Regions from separate parts of the Homo sapiens genome. Here regions 1 and 2 are each linked to region 3. A link is a loop called in an ENCODE intact Hi-C map of the cell type or tissue named here. Cell type or tissue: PC-9. All regions are shown on one strand. Region 1 overlaps LAMA4 (laminin subunit alpha 4). Region 2 overlaps LAMA4 (laminin subunit alpha 4). Region 3 holds the start of LOC107986632 (a long non-coding RNA gene).

Evidence for each region. Hi-C counts contacts between places; a loop is a spot of excess contacts. Peaks named below come from ENCODE experiments on the same cell type or tissue, not always from the same donor. Only the 100,000 strongest peaks of a DNase experiment are listed, where the experiment ranks them.
Region 1: it touches region 3 in a loop (6-fold over the local background); 3 of 110 quality-filtered maps call a loop at or near these places.
Region 2: a loop joins it to region 3, with 7 times the contacts of the local background. A loop is called at or near these places in 4 of 110 quality-filtered maps.

What each region holds. Positions count from the first base shown.
Region 1 is chr6:112,215,040-112,219,039 of GRCh38, forward strand. It overlaps LAMA4 (laminin subunit alpha 4), which reads right to left. Exons shown (of 39, transcript NM_001105206.3): 3 at 1,329-1,430. Among named protein-coding and RNA genes, the nearest start is that of LAMA4-AS1, 20 kb to the right of the region's middle. RefSeq lists an enhancer at 1-83. In PC-9, no CTCF peak of the experiment used is centred here; DNase peaks (open chromatin) are centred at 1,782 and 2,392; H3K4me3 peaks cover 1,825 bases; H3K27ac peaks cover 4,000 bases.
Region 2 is chr6:112,201,764-112,205,763 of GRCh38, forward strand. The region is part of intron 4 of LAMA4 (laminin subunit alpha 4); the gene reads right to left. Among named protein-coding and RNA genes, the nearest start is that of LAMA4-AS1, 33 kb to the right of the region's middle. RefSeq lists an enhancer at 1,474-2,673. In PC-9, no CTCF peak of the experiment used is centred here; DNase peaks (open chromatin) are centred at 948, 2,398, 3,118 and 3,858; H3K4me3 peaks cover 2,677 bases; H3K27ac peaks cover 4,000 bases.
Region 3 is chr6:112,296,925-112,300,924 of GRCh38, forward strand. All of the region lies in intron 2 of LAMA4-AS1 (LAMA4 antisense RNA 1), which reads left to right. It overlaps LOC107986632 (a long non-coding RNA gene), which reads right to left and starts at 2,176. Exons shown (of 2, transcript XR_007059712.1): 1 at 1,937-2,176. In PC-9, a CTCF peak has its summit at 1,788; DNase peaks (open chromatin) are centred at 1,337 and 2,057; H3K4me3 peaks cover 3,667 bases; H3K27ac peaks cover 4,000 bases.

The DNA.
Region 1 (4,000 bases), 82 kb before region 3:
TAATTGGTCAAATTATCAGAGATGTACGTTATTAGTTCAAGTGTATCCATGGGATTTTTCCCCCCAAATGTCACTGGGATTAAAATAACAGGAAACCGGAGATGGAAGCATTAGAAAGGAGTAGACTTTGGCAGCTGCAGAAGCCTACACTGTGACAGAGGACATCCTGGTTGTAATGCTTATTTAAGAAGATGGGGGAAGGGAAAACAAATATCAGGACTAAATAAACACTACAAAGAGATAGCAACATTAGTATTTTGTCACTTAATTCTCTGTCCCTAGAAAAATGGCAACTTCTAGGGTTAAAGATCAATAAAAACATTTGCATTTGCATCTTAATGTGTGAATAAAATATCACTTTCATGTACACACCTAAGAGGCCATTTAAAATAAAAATTATCTAATAGGGACAATTATGCAAATGTTGAGTGCATTTAAATAAGTATTCTTATAGTTTATGCAAAAATACTCTTGTAGTTTTGGAAAACCTCTTTTTGCCAGATGGGAACTTGAAGAATTTTTCTGCTGTATCACACAGCTCACGAAGGAAAACATGCTATTTGAGCATAAGTTCTTATAAATGCCCTCTATGACTTCCACTGAAGCCACTTCTGGTAAATATTTCAACACCCATTTTCACTTAAGTTGTCAGTCCATTCATTAAAAATGGGAAATATGTAGCAAGTACTTTTCTGCTGGAAGACTTCTCAATCTTTCGCACAAGGCTCTATCATGCTTCAATGAAGAACAGTCTATTGGAGAATTCATTTCAGTTAAGGAAAAAAATAGTCTCCTGGGGGCTTAAACACAGACTTGCAAAGACCACAAGGGCAAAGCTTTCATTTTCATCAGCTATTGGGTTCAAACTTAAATTTCTTTTTTAAAAACTAATTTTGATCTATAGACCTGGTTATTTTAGGTTCTAAAATAGGCTAGGCAACAACTGTTTCATTCTCCTGGTTTATGTGGAACGAAGCCAAACATATGGCAAACTATACGATTACAGAGGAATTTGGATGTATGGGTTCCTCCTCTATGTATCATTTTCAATCCCACCGCCATTGGTCTACAGCAGGCAACCAGCTGCTGAGGGTGGTGGGGCAGGAGCCTCCGGGTGCACGTGCACACTCATGCATATGCCTTGGTGGACCCTTAAAATCAGAAGTAGTTTATATGAGTTGTTTCACAGGAAAAGCTGAAGGGTGAACAAAAGCACTTGATTAGCAGTTTGCTCCTATGTGGCTCAAACATCCGAAAAATATTTTATCTTCACCCAAGATGCAAATGCCCAGTGAAGTACGTGAAGTGTTATAGGTGCCCCAACTTACCACACAGTATCCTGAGCCGTCCAAACACTCGTTGGAATTGCCATTACAGTCGCAGGGCACACATTCTCCCGACAGGGTGTGAAAGAATCCAGCATTGCATTTCTGCAACAGACACACCAAACCATTTTGATTATTGAAAAGATTGATTTTGGTCAATATTTTCTGAGAAGAAATCAGAGAAAGTGATTATTAAACAATCTAAACATTTCTAAAATGAATATACTAAATGATACATACAAAACATACTAAAATAAACTATTTATACTACCATTCAGTGATAGATGATGTATATATAATCTTCTTTGTTACATAACTTTTTCCCTCCTTTCACTTTTCAGGAGAACAGAAATGCCTTTAACACTGTCTTATCATTGCAAGGAAGAATAAGAAGGTATTACGTAACAGTAAGGGAGAAAAAAATGCTAATGTTTTCTTCCAGTATAAGCAAAACAAAACAAGACCACAATTAAGTATTAGTCAGGGTGAGGTCATGCTCCCTATAAATAAAGAAAGACTTCTCGTTTCAGCAATCACTAGCTATAGGAGAGCAACTTAGCTATAGGATAGCAACTGAGTCTTTCATGAACTTCAGTTCTTAAAAGCATCTGTTTCTTCAGATGCTAACATGTTAAAGGGAGGGATAAGGAAGTTAATGAGTTCTTACACTTGTCAAGTCCTGTGTGGGTGCTGTTCATATATGTATTTCATTTGTCTTCAGAATGCTGCGAGGAACACATGACTTTCCCTTATCCTAGTGATGAGCTCATGAGATTGAGAGGTGCTAAGTGGCTTTTGGGGATGTTAAACTATCCTGTCATGCACCAATTGACCTGCACAATCATCAGCTGCCCTCCCCAGATATCATTAGTGTGCCATTTGAGACACATTATGAGATTGTTCCTGGTTTATGTGATTAGGCTGTGGATATGCATTTGATATTTCTTTGGAATGTCTCAGTGATGAAGGGCAGAAATGGCATTATGGGCCTGGAAATCCGCTCCCCGCCCATCAGACAAGTTTATGTCTAAAGAATTCCAGACAGATAAGAATCTGCTTTGTTTCCACAGACTTACAGAGTCCAAGATTTCACATCATACACCCCCATTGACCCATTGTAGTTTGCACTTCCCTGGCGACCAGGAAATTTTCATTATATCTGGCTGAAGTCCCTCTGATTGCTATGCAAACCTATTTCCCCTTGCTTTTTACTCTGTAAAGAAAGAGTCACTAAACACCATTCACAGTATTTAAAAAAAAACACACACATCAGTTCACACTTTAAAACTAAAATTTAATAAACCCCATTTGGAGGAAGTTTAATAAAGAATAACAACATTTGTCTATGAAAAAAAGGCAAGGAAATTCCACATTTCCAAGTTAGAGAAATAAGGCTAAGAGAAGATCAATTTATAATTTTTTAATGGAGAGTTGTGGTTGATGGTAAGCTTCTTAGTTTCCACTAGAAAACAAGAGAGGGAAGACACTAAGATTGCAGTAGGAAGCATTTAATTTAGACCATTTAATTTCACATTTTTAGTCTTTGCCGCAAAGTAAAACATACATGTTTTCATTGTGATGCAGTACACAGATTGGTATCTATATCTATATTGGTGTAGATATGGAGATAGATATAGATATCCATATATATGTGTCTCAGAGAAAAGATTCACAAAGTAATAATGTACCTAAAACTTCTCTATTGTATTTAAGAGTATATCCTGGTCATGACCCATAAAATTGATCTGATGACCCATGAATGTGTTGCAGTTTTGCATGACTGCAGGGTTTTCTTTATAAGAGTAGTGGGTAAGAGTAGTGACGGTCTTAATATTAGTTATCTTAGTAGCCTCTTAAATGGTGGTTTCTGAGCTCTCTAAATGACCATATTACAGTCTTCTGGGGAGCTTCTGATTCAGTGAAACCAAAGGATCTGCATTTTAAAAAATAACTTTTGTGTTTTAGAATAACTTTAGATTTACAGAAAAATTGTGAAGGATCTGCATTTTTAAAAAGCTCCCCAAAGACTCTGATATTTGGCCAGGTTTGGAAGCATCTCTCACAATGCCTTGTATATATTAATTGCTCAATGAACTCTTGGTGATTTGGGTGGTTTGGACAAGGACAGCAAACTGGAGACATATATACTATTGGGAGCCCACAGAATATACTGATAATCCATCCACTGCTCTCTCCTAAGGGTGGATTTCATCTCAACTCTTTGTCAACAGTCCAGCAGCCAGTGCCTAGGTTGGACAGCATGCAAGATGAAATCTTTGTGATGTGCCAAGTTTAGGAGGAGAGTTCACTGTGAGAGCCTGTCATTATCCACTTACCACTCCCCAATCTGAGATTATGACCTTGGGTGAAGGATAACTTGGCTCTGATCTCTTATAATGTGGGAGATGGGAAGAAAAGGGAGGTACGAACAGGGCTGTGTTGAGTCATTTGGCCCCCCGCCGAGAGGGCGAGGAGGGCTGGCAGGGAAACCTGGCACACTACGTTCCTGCTGGGCCTTGTCCACCTGAAAGAATTATATTTTTCAGTCATCTATCTGGGGGCCCTGGGCATGCCCTGCTAGAGCACATGTCCTGGGTAGCTTGCGTCTGGTGTTGTGGAACTTTGGAGGACTCCCTGGAATGGAGTTTTTAAGTGGTTCAAGAGAAGTTTGAGTG
Region 2 (4,000 bases), 95 kb before region 3:
CCTCTATGTTGGTCCCATTAAAGTTCTAATGGGTGCAATCATTTTCTTTATTTAAACTTGTACACATTTACCTTGCAGGAAAGGTTAGGCTAGCAGGCCCCAAAAGAAAATGCCACTTGTTGGTGGGACCATTTCCCAGGTCCTATATATATATTTCAAGCACTAGTCCAAAACATGTATCCCAAAGCTGGAAATAAAATGATCAAATTCTACCTGCAATTTTGGATTTATAAGAGAATCCCCTTTTATTTCCATCACTGTCTATGTAGTCATTTAAAAGTTTCCCCTTTTTTTCTGCACTAGAACTTGTCCAGTTTTAAAGGGAAGGAACCAGTTCTAAACTATATAATCTCCACAGAATTATAATTTCTTTCATGTGTACTTTAAATATTGGAAATAAGGTTGCTGAGACTGGCTGCGTCGATGAAAGTCCCAGTCAAGTACTGCAGCAAAACATAGGACCCACCATAAAAGGATTTTATCCCATGGAACCCTCTCTCTTTCTTCTTCTTCCTTTTTTAAAGATAATAAAAATTAGGACACAGGACAAAAAAGTAATAAAAATATTGGTTTAGTGGAATACATAAGTCTCCTCACTATTAAGGCAAGGGAAATGGGGTTATGGTCTCCACGTGTTTGGAAAATTCTTCATAGACACATGAATTGTGTGGGGCATAGGGGTGTGTGTGTGTGTGTGTGTGTATGTAAAATTTTAAGGACTTTTAAATTAGCTTTGGCTTTGGTACTATACAACCAATAAAGTGTGACCCGCTGCTCTCTTGTTCCTTTATGTATCAGCATTTCTTACCCTAATGGTGTTTGGAGGAAAGCAAATAGATGTGTTTATTTGTTTGAAGACACTTAAAAAATCAGTCAGAAAACAATATGTGCTTCTCAGTGAAAGGCAACACCCACAATTTATTTTCGCAAACAGTTGGGTAAAAACATTCCAACAGAATTACATTTCTTTGGCCTTTTACCCTTTATTTTGCTTGTTCTGATTTCTTAGCCTACTTAAAGAACCACTGTCAGTTAAGAGTCCAGAACAGGAACCCGCGCTTCCATCTTTCTTTGAAGGTGTTCCACCCAGCAGCCTGCCCACGCTTGAAGCATGCAACATCTGCTAGGGGCATCTGGAGTCATCCGCCTGTAGCTGGTGTCCTGCTGTTTCAAACAGATGACATTTTCCTTAACTGGAGCGATTTCCATAGCTACTGGTAGAGATGGAGGACGTCTGGCCAACCCCCAAATAAATACATGAACATTATGCAAATGGTCCCTGGGAACAACTGCATGACCACTGGTCTCTGTGGCGAAGGCAGACTCGGTGGCAGGGCCAGCCCTCAAGGGTTCGTTTTTGTTTCTCATCAGCATTAACTGTTTATGTTTTGTCTGGTTTTGGCTAGGGAAGTGAAAACACTGCGTCTCTCTCAGCCCACTGTAACCACTGTGGTGCCCATTTCAAGTGGAAGGGTGCCTTTTGCTCTTAGAAAATCCTTAGGAACTTAGAGAAAAATAGACTCGGCCCTTTGTTTGCTTAATCCCCTGAAGCATTATTTCCTTGCTTTCTTGTAACTGGAAATCCAAATCCTGCGTCTGTGGGCTCAGCTTCATCAATGTTTCAAAATGTAATTCAGAGTCTAAACTAGACGCCTTTCTGAAAAGTCCTGGAACTTTCATTTTATAGAAAGTAGCAATATGAATTTCTTAAAAAGCTGAAAGAGGCAATGGGCATTTGATTTTTGATAAGATATTTGATTAGTATTTGAGATTAGCTAACTAAGTTAATAATAAGTCCAGATCAAAGGTTAGAACTTTTTAGGACCCAAGAATATTTGTTCTGTTCCATGACCACAGATGAACCCCTCCTCTCCTTTTTTGCAGCCAGTTTCCCCAGCAAGGGATTCAAGAAGTAGAGCTGTTGTCACTACAGAGAAAAATCTGTAAAATCCCTTGGTCTCTCACACCCTTACCAATTCCTCCCTACTCCTACATGATATTTACTTATAGGTGACACACTTTTTACTTCATTTTCGTTTTCAGTAGGTTTTTCAACCTCGAATCTGTACTATTAGAGACTTGAGTTTTCGTGTCTGTGAATATGCATCTAGATTTAGAGCACATTCTCTAAGTCCCTTCAGTGCTCCTTTGAACCCTGGATCCACTTACACAGAGAAAAAACATGGGCAGACATGGTGCCTTGATGCCTTTGGAAACTGTTTCCTCTTTCAGGAAAGGAGACTCATTCCACAGTTGGCAACTTTTGACTTCATTTCTTAAAGAGTTAACAGCATTCAGAAACGCTTCTTGCTCAACTAACATACCGGATACTGTGATTCAAAAGGTAAAGGGTCATTTGCTCTAGGAGTTTCAAAACACTGCTGTATTTTGACCTATCTTAATAAAGGTGAGATTTTTGACTGTTTTACTCACTGCTGTGTCACCAGTGACTAGTGCATGACTGGCACATAATAAGTACTGACTACCAGTTTTTATACCAGTGTATAATAAGTGCTCGATAAATATCTGATTGCATGTAGACAAGGCTTCTCAGTCCATAGGGAATGATGTTCTAAAGGTCTCATATCCCAAGACCAGGTAATTTAGATAAGAAAGTCTTGTCATGCAAATGGGGTGAAAAGTGCAAAAGTGGAACAGCATAATTAGAAAGAACCATCTGAGATTGCCTGCCTAATTCATCTGCTACTGCCAAAAAAAAAAAAACAAACACTGCAGCTCGACGCCTATAAACCTTTTCTGAGCAGATGAGGCTACACAACATGTTTATGAGAGAATGAGTGAAACCAGCTATGAGGAAGTTGGAGGTAATATATTTAACAATATATACCATGGCAAGAGAACTGTGCTAAATATCTCACCAGACGTGATTAAAACGAATGCTTGAGAGCAGAATATTAATGAACAATGAAAAAGTATACCAAGACGGAGTGAAGGGAGCTCATAAATCAGGACATACTTGAGTGAAAATAACAGAACAGTTAATGTTTGCGTTTTCTACCCTCACTGTGAGTACCATCCCTTTTGCACATGTTATTAATACTATCATACATGAAAAATTACAGAGCAAGGTCTGAGGCAGTTTAACAGTTTCTGAAGAAGGATGGGACTGAAACTCGTCTGACTACTCTGACTGTTAGACTTGTAGTATTTGAATACATCACAAGCTATTAGGTGAAATGTTAGTTGATATTGGTGTTCAATTAAGGAAAAAACATCGGGGGAATCTGATTGCCATCTGTCTTTTTCTTTTCTGTTTATCAGTAAGTGTGTGAGTATGAGTGAGTGCGTGTGTGTAGTAAGCATTCAGATTTTAAAAAGTCATTTTATGTGTATCATTTAATCTTTACAACAGCTATCAATTACGTAAATATTACATCGAAACACTTAGAACAATGCCAGGCATAGAGTAAGAAAAATCCAAGTGTTAGAAAAAATATAGCGGTATGTGTTCAGTAAAGGCAACATCTACCTTATGCCTTTCCATGTTTAGGGTACAAACCCAAATCCTCCACACATATTATCCTAGTCCAGTCCTCACAACTCTATGATGCAGATCCTTACTTCCTAGTTTGATTTACTGTACTAAGGAGAAAATCTGAAATACTGGGCTGGTAAATGAATCAAGGAGTAGAGCCAAGATCTGAACCCAGGCTTCTTGACTTCAAATCCCATGGAAAGTGAGATCTAGGGAGAAAGTAACTTTTCTGAGATCACACAGGTATTATGTGTCCAAATTTGAATATGAACCTAGATTGGCTACTCTTTCTACTTGTGGCATAATAAAAAAAACAGTATTTAGCCTTTGGTTCCTGGCACAGACTCCTGTAATTCTTGGAATTTCCTGAGGGAAAAGACTGTCTTTTGTTATTCATAACAGGCACCTTTCAACCATATCTGAGTTTATGCTAATGAAGTGACTCACAGTGGACCCCTGGATACCTTGAGAGTGGGAGCCTATGACCAGAGGCACCACCGAGGA
Region 3 (4,000 bases):
TAACTGTATTAAGGAAGAGTGAAAGACAGACTTTGGCACATACTGACCTGACAGATCAAGTAAGATAATCAATGAGCACTGACCAATGGATTCAGTAATATGGCTATTACTGATGACTTTGTCAAGAACAGTTCAGTTGAGTGGTAAGGGCAAAAGCCTGATTGAGTGGATTCAAGACAGAATTTGAGGAAAGAAACTAGACAGCCAGGTGATTTGCTGCCAAGGGGAGCAAAGGAATGGGGCAGGAGCTGGTAGGAAGGTGAGGCCAAACGAGTGTGTGTAGTTTTTTTTTTTCTATTTAAGGTAAGACAAAAAATAGCGTGTTTGAGTCCTGGTAGAATGACCCAACAGACAGTGTAAAATGAATGGTGTTGGAGATAGAGAGGAGAACTGGCAGATTGATATTCTCCATTAGGCAAAAGGGATGGGATCTATTACATAAAGGGTGGGTGGGGCTCACAGAAAAACGGAAATTTCATCTATGGAAGAGACGGGAACATGGAGAATGTAGGTAGATACTTTGGTAGAAGCCTGCGGATATTTTCCTCTAACTGCTTCTATTTTCTCAGTGAAGGGAGAATTAAGGTGAGCAGCTAAAAGCAAGGGTAGTCCAAAAATTCTATGAAGATATAAATATGTCAGAAACTTATTACTGTGGTGCTCCTTCTATTAAACTGTTTATTTGCCAGAGTGTCACTTGAGTAGAATTAATGAAAGTGTATTAGTCCATTTCACACAGCTATAAAGAAATATCTGAGACTGGGTAATTTAGAAAGAAAAGAGGTTTAATTGACTCACAGTTCCGCATGGCTAGGGAGGCCTCAGGTCACTTACAATAATGGCAGAAGGCGAAGGAGAAGCAAGTACCTTCTTCACAAGGTGGCAGGAAAGAGAGAGTGTGCAAGGGAAACTTCCACTTATGAACCATCAGATCTCATGAGAAATCACTCACCATCACAAGAACAGCATGGGAAAAACCACCCCCATTATCCAACCACCTCCCAGTGGGTCCCTCCCTGGACACCTGAGGATTACAGTTCCAGACGAGATTTGGTGGGGACACAGAGCCAAACCATATCAGAAGGCAGAAGAAGTACCATAATAATGTGATACAAAGAACATCTGCCCTGTGGTACTCCTGTCTAGCTGTTTGATATATAACTAAATGCTACTCTTCCCGAACTCAGCATACAGGGAGGGAAATTTCAGGGCCTCCATCCCTGGGAGAATATTCTGAAAGAAGGGTAACCCTTAGCAACTGCACAAACTGCTCCCAGATGACTCACCAGAGAGCTTCTGGGTGGAAATCCAGTGGAAATAATGCAAACACATTCATCTTGACCCCAGAGGTCTAACTCCACCCAAGGCTTAAGTTTCTTTCCTCTGTTGTACCCTGTGAGTTTCCTGGAGCAAATATTCATGCTTAGCTCCCATGTCTCTTCCCATTTAGCTGTCAGTTCCACTTAGGTATGCAAAGGCACTCAGTTCTCACTGCTTTTAAAATTTCATGATTTTCCCCTGGCGTTCTCCTGAGATTCCTCCCAGTATTGCACCTTCATGCTCGCCTTCATAGGCGAGCAGCATTAACGCCTGGGCTTCCTGAGCATCAGCAGCAGCTTTCAAACAGAGAAGCACATTAGGAAAGCGAATTCACTCAGTCATTTAACTGTTCATTCTTCTATTTAGAACTTAAGAATGTACAAGTCACCTCAGACATTAAGGCCTTCTTGAGAAACGAGGGGAATATTTAAAAGCAGTTTTAAAAAAGAAAACATTAGCTCTGCAATTTTTATCTGTGTCTTGGATAGTTAACCTACAGAGAAAATTAATTTCTTACCACATTATATTTCTCTCTCTCTCTCTCTCTCTCTCTCTGTGTGTGTGTGTGCGTGTGTGTGTGTGTAAATCTGGGAAGATCCCATGAACTTTTACTTACTCTGGTAGAACAGGCAGTTTAAGTCACAAGAAGTCTCAAATTTCTAAATGTCTAGTCCAAGGTATGAATCAGCACACCATTTCCATTCTAGGAGAAGTCCCTTCTCCTCTCCCTCCCAGCCGCAGATCTGTTATGGAAGGGCAGGCTTCTGCTCTCTGCCCCACTCCTTCAGGCTGGCTGATTCCTCAGGGTGGAAGGTGGAAGGGAAGGTATGGGGAAGTGGAGGTGGTTGTGATGTGTGAAAGTATTGCCTCCTGAGAGCCACTTAAATATCAGGAATGTTATAAGCTGGTTGTTAAACTGCTGGTAGCTTGAGATTAGTCATGGTGGGTGTATCTACACCACAGAGACTAGCAAATATTTCAGATCAAGGCTTCCCCATCCCTGCCCTTGGAGAGCTGTTTTATTAACACATCACTGGCTTAGGGAATAGGAAATTCTTCCGGGGTTTAGGTGGCTTTGAGTGCTATAGTCTTGGCAGACAGTTCACCTGAGTCTTTCCCTACGTGTGAGTTCTTTGGAGACCACTATCATCAGGTACCTCTCTCCAGCCCCTGGGATACTATGGGCTGTTCATGTTGTCCTTGGGCAGGCTGCTTCCAATTCTCAGTCAGCTTCTGCTTGTAGAAGATGACCAGCCCCACACATTTCCTGCTGTTGGGACCCCTTTGGGCTCTGGGCAGGATTCACTTTGATACTATCCCAGAGCAACATTCCTTTTATATTAGTTTTCTATTGCTGTATAAAAAGTGACTACAATCTCAGTGGATTAAAACAACACATATATATTTTTTAATCTCAGTTTCTGTGGGTCATGAGTCTGGGCCTGGCTTAAGCAGGCTCCTCTACTCAAGTCCTCACAATGCTGCAATCAAGATGTCTGATGGGCTGCATCCTCTCTGGAGCTTGGGGTCCTCTTCCAAGTGCTTGTGGTTCTTGTTGGAATTCAGTTCTGGGCAGTTGTAGGACTGAGGTCCTTGTTTTCTTGCTGGTTGTCAGCTGGGGTCTTCTCTCAGCTCCTGGAGGCCACTTGCAGTTCTTTGCTCTCTTAGCTTCCTCTCTTAGGTCCTTTGATCAGATGTCTTGCAAAGACAGAAAGATAATCTAACTGGTTTACCTATATGGATGTAATGTAATGATGGGAGTGACTATCCTATCACCTTTGCCTAACCAAGGTAGAGACATCCCGTTCCTTTTCCACACCATGTAACATAATCAAGGGAGTGACATCCAACTACCTTTGTCATATGCTATTGACCAGAAGCAAGATACAGGCTCTGCCTACATTAAACAGGAGGGGATTGTACAGAAGAATCATGACTCATTGGAGGTCATCTTTGGGTATGCCCACCATACCTACTACATCTGGTCCTTGAATTTCACAGACCTGTGATCATCTGTCAGAGGGGAGCCAGTTTCTTCCCACAGAGCCTCAACTTTCTGCCTGTTCTGCCATGAAAGCCGCCTGCTGACCTCTCTCTCTCCTTCTGGATTTCCAGAAGTGCAGCACATGTCTATTGTGTTCCCGCTGCAGGGTCCTGTGGATCCCTCTGATGGTCACTTTGGAGCCTACTGTTTTTAGACTTGAGGCAAAGCAAGTTGAAACTGACATAGCATTCCTGTCCTTGAGGTGAAAAGGGGGCTAGTAGTCACAGCACCAATTTCTCCAAAGAATGCTCCTGAAATTTTCTTTCCTCTTCGTATTCTGAGTTCTTTGTGTAAATTTGATCTTGTCAATGGGCTCAAAAGTCAGTAGAATCTCCAACTTTCACATAGGAAATCAATAGAGTACAGTGTAAACTTTATAAACAATGAATAGCAGCATGTGTAGAATGTTTAAAAATGTGAAGGTGAATATTAGAAAAAATAGTTAAAAGAATAAAAACTGGTGCCATTGGAAAGCAGGGCAGGATAAGGGTGGGGCAGATATAGTGCTATTTTTCTTTATATTCCTTTTAGCATTACTTAATTTTTTCAGATATCTTCCTGTATTGTTTGGATTTTTTAAAATATATGCCCAAAGAGGCACTGTTTTCATCTAGTCTTTGTACTTGTATATCCTAC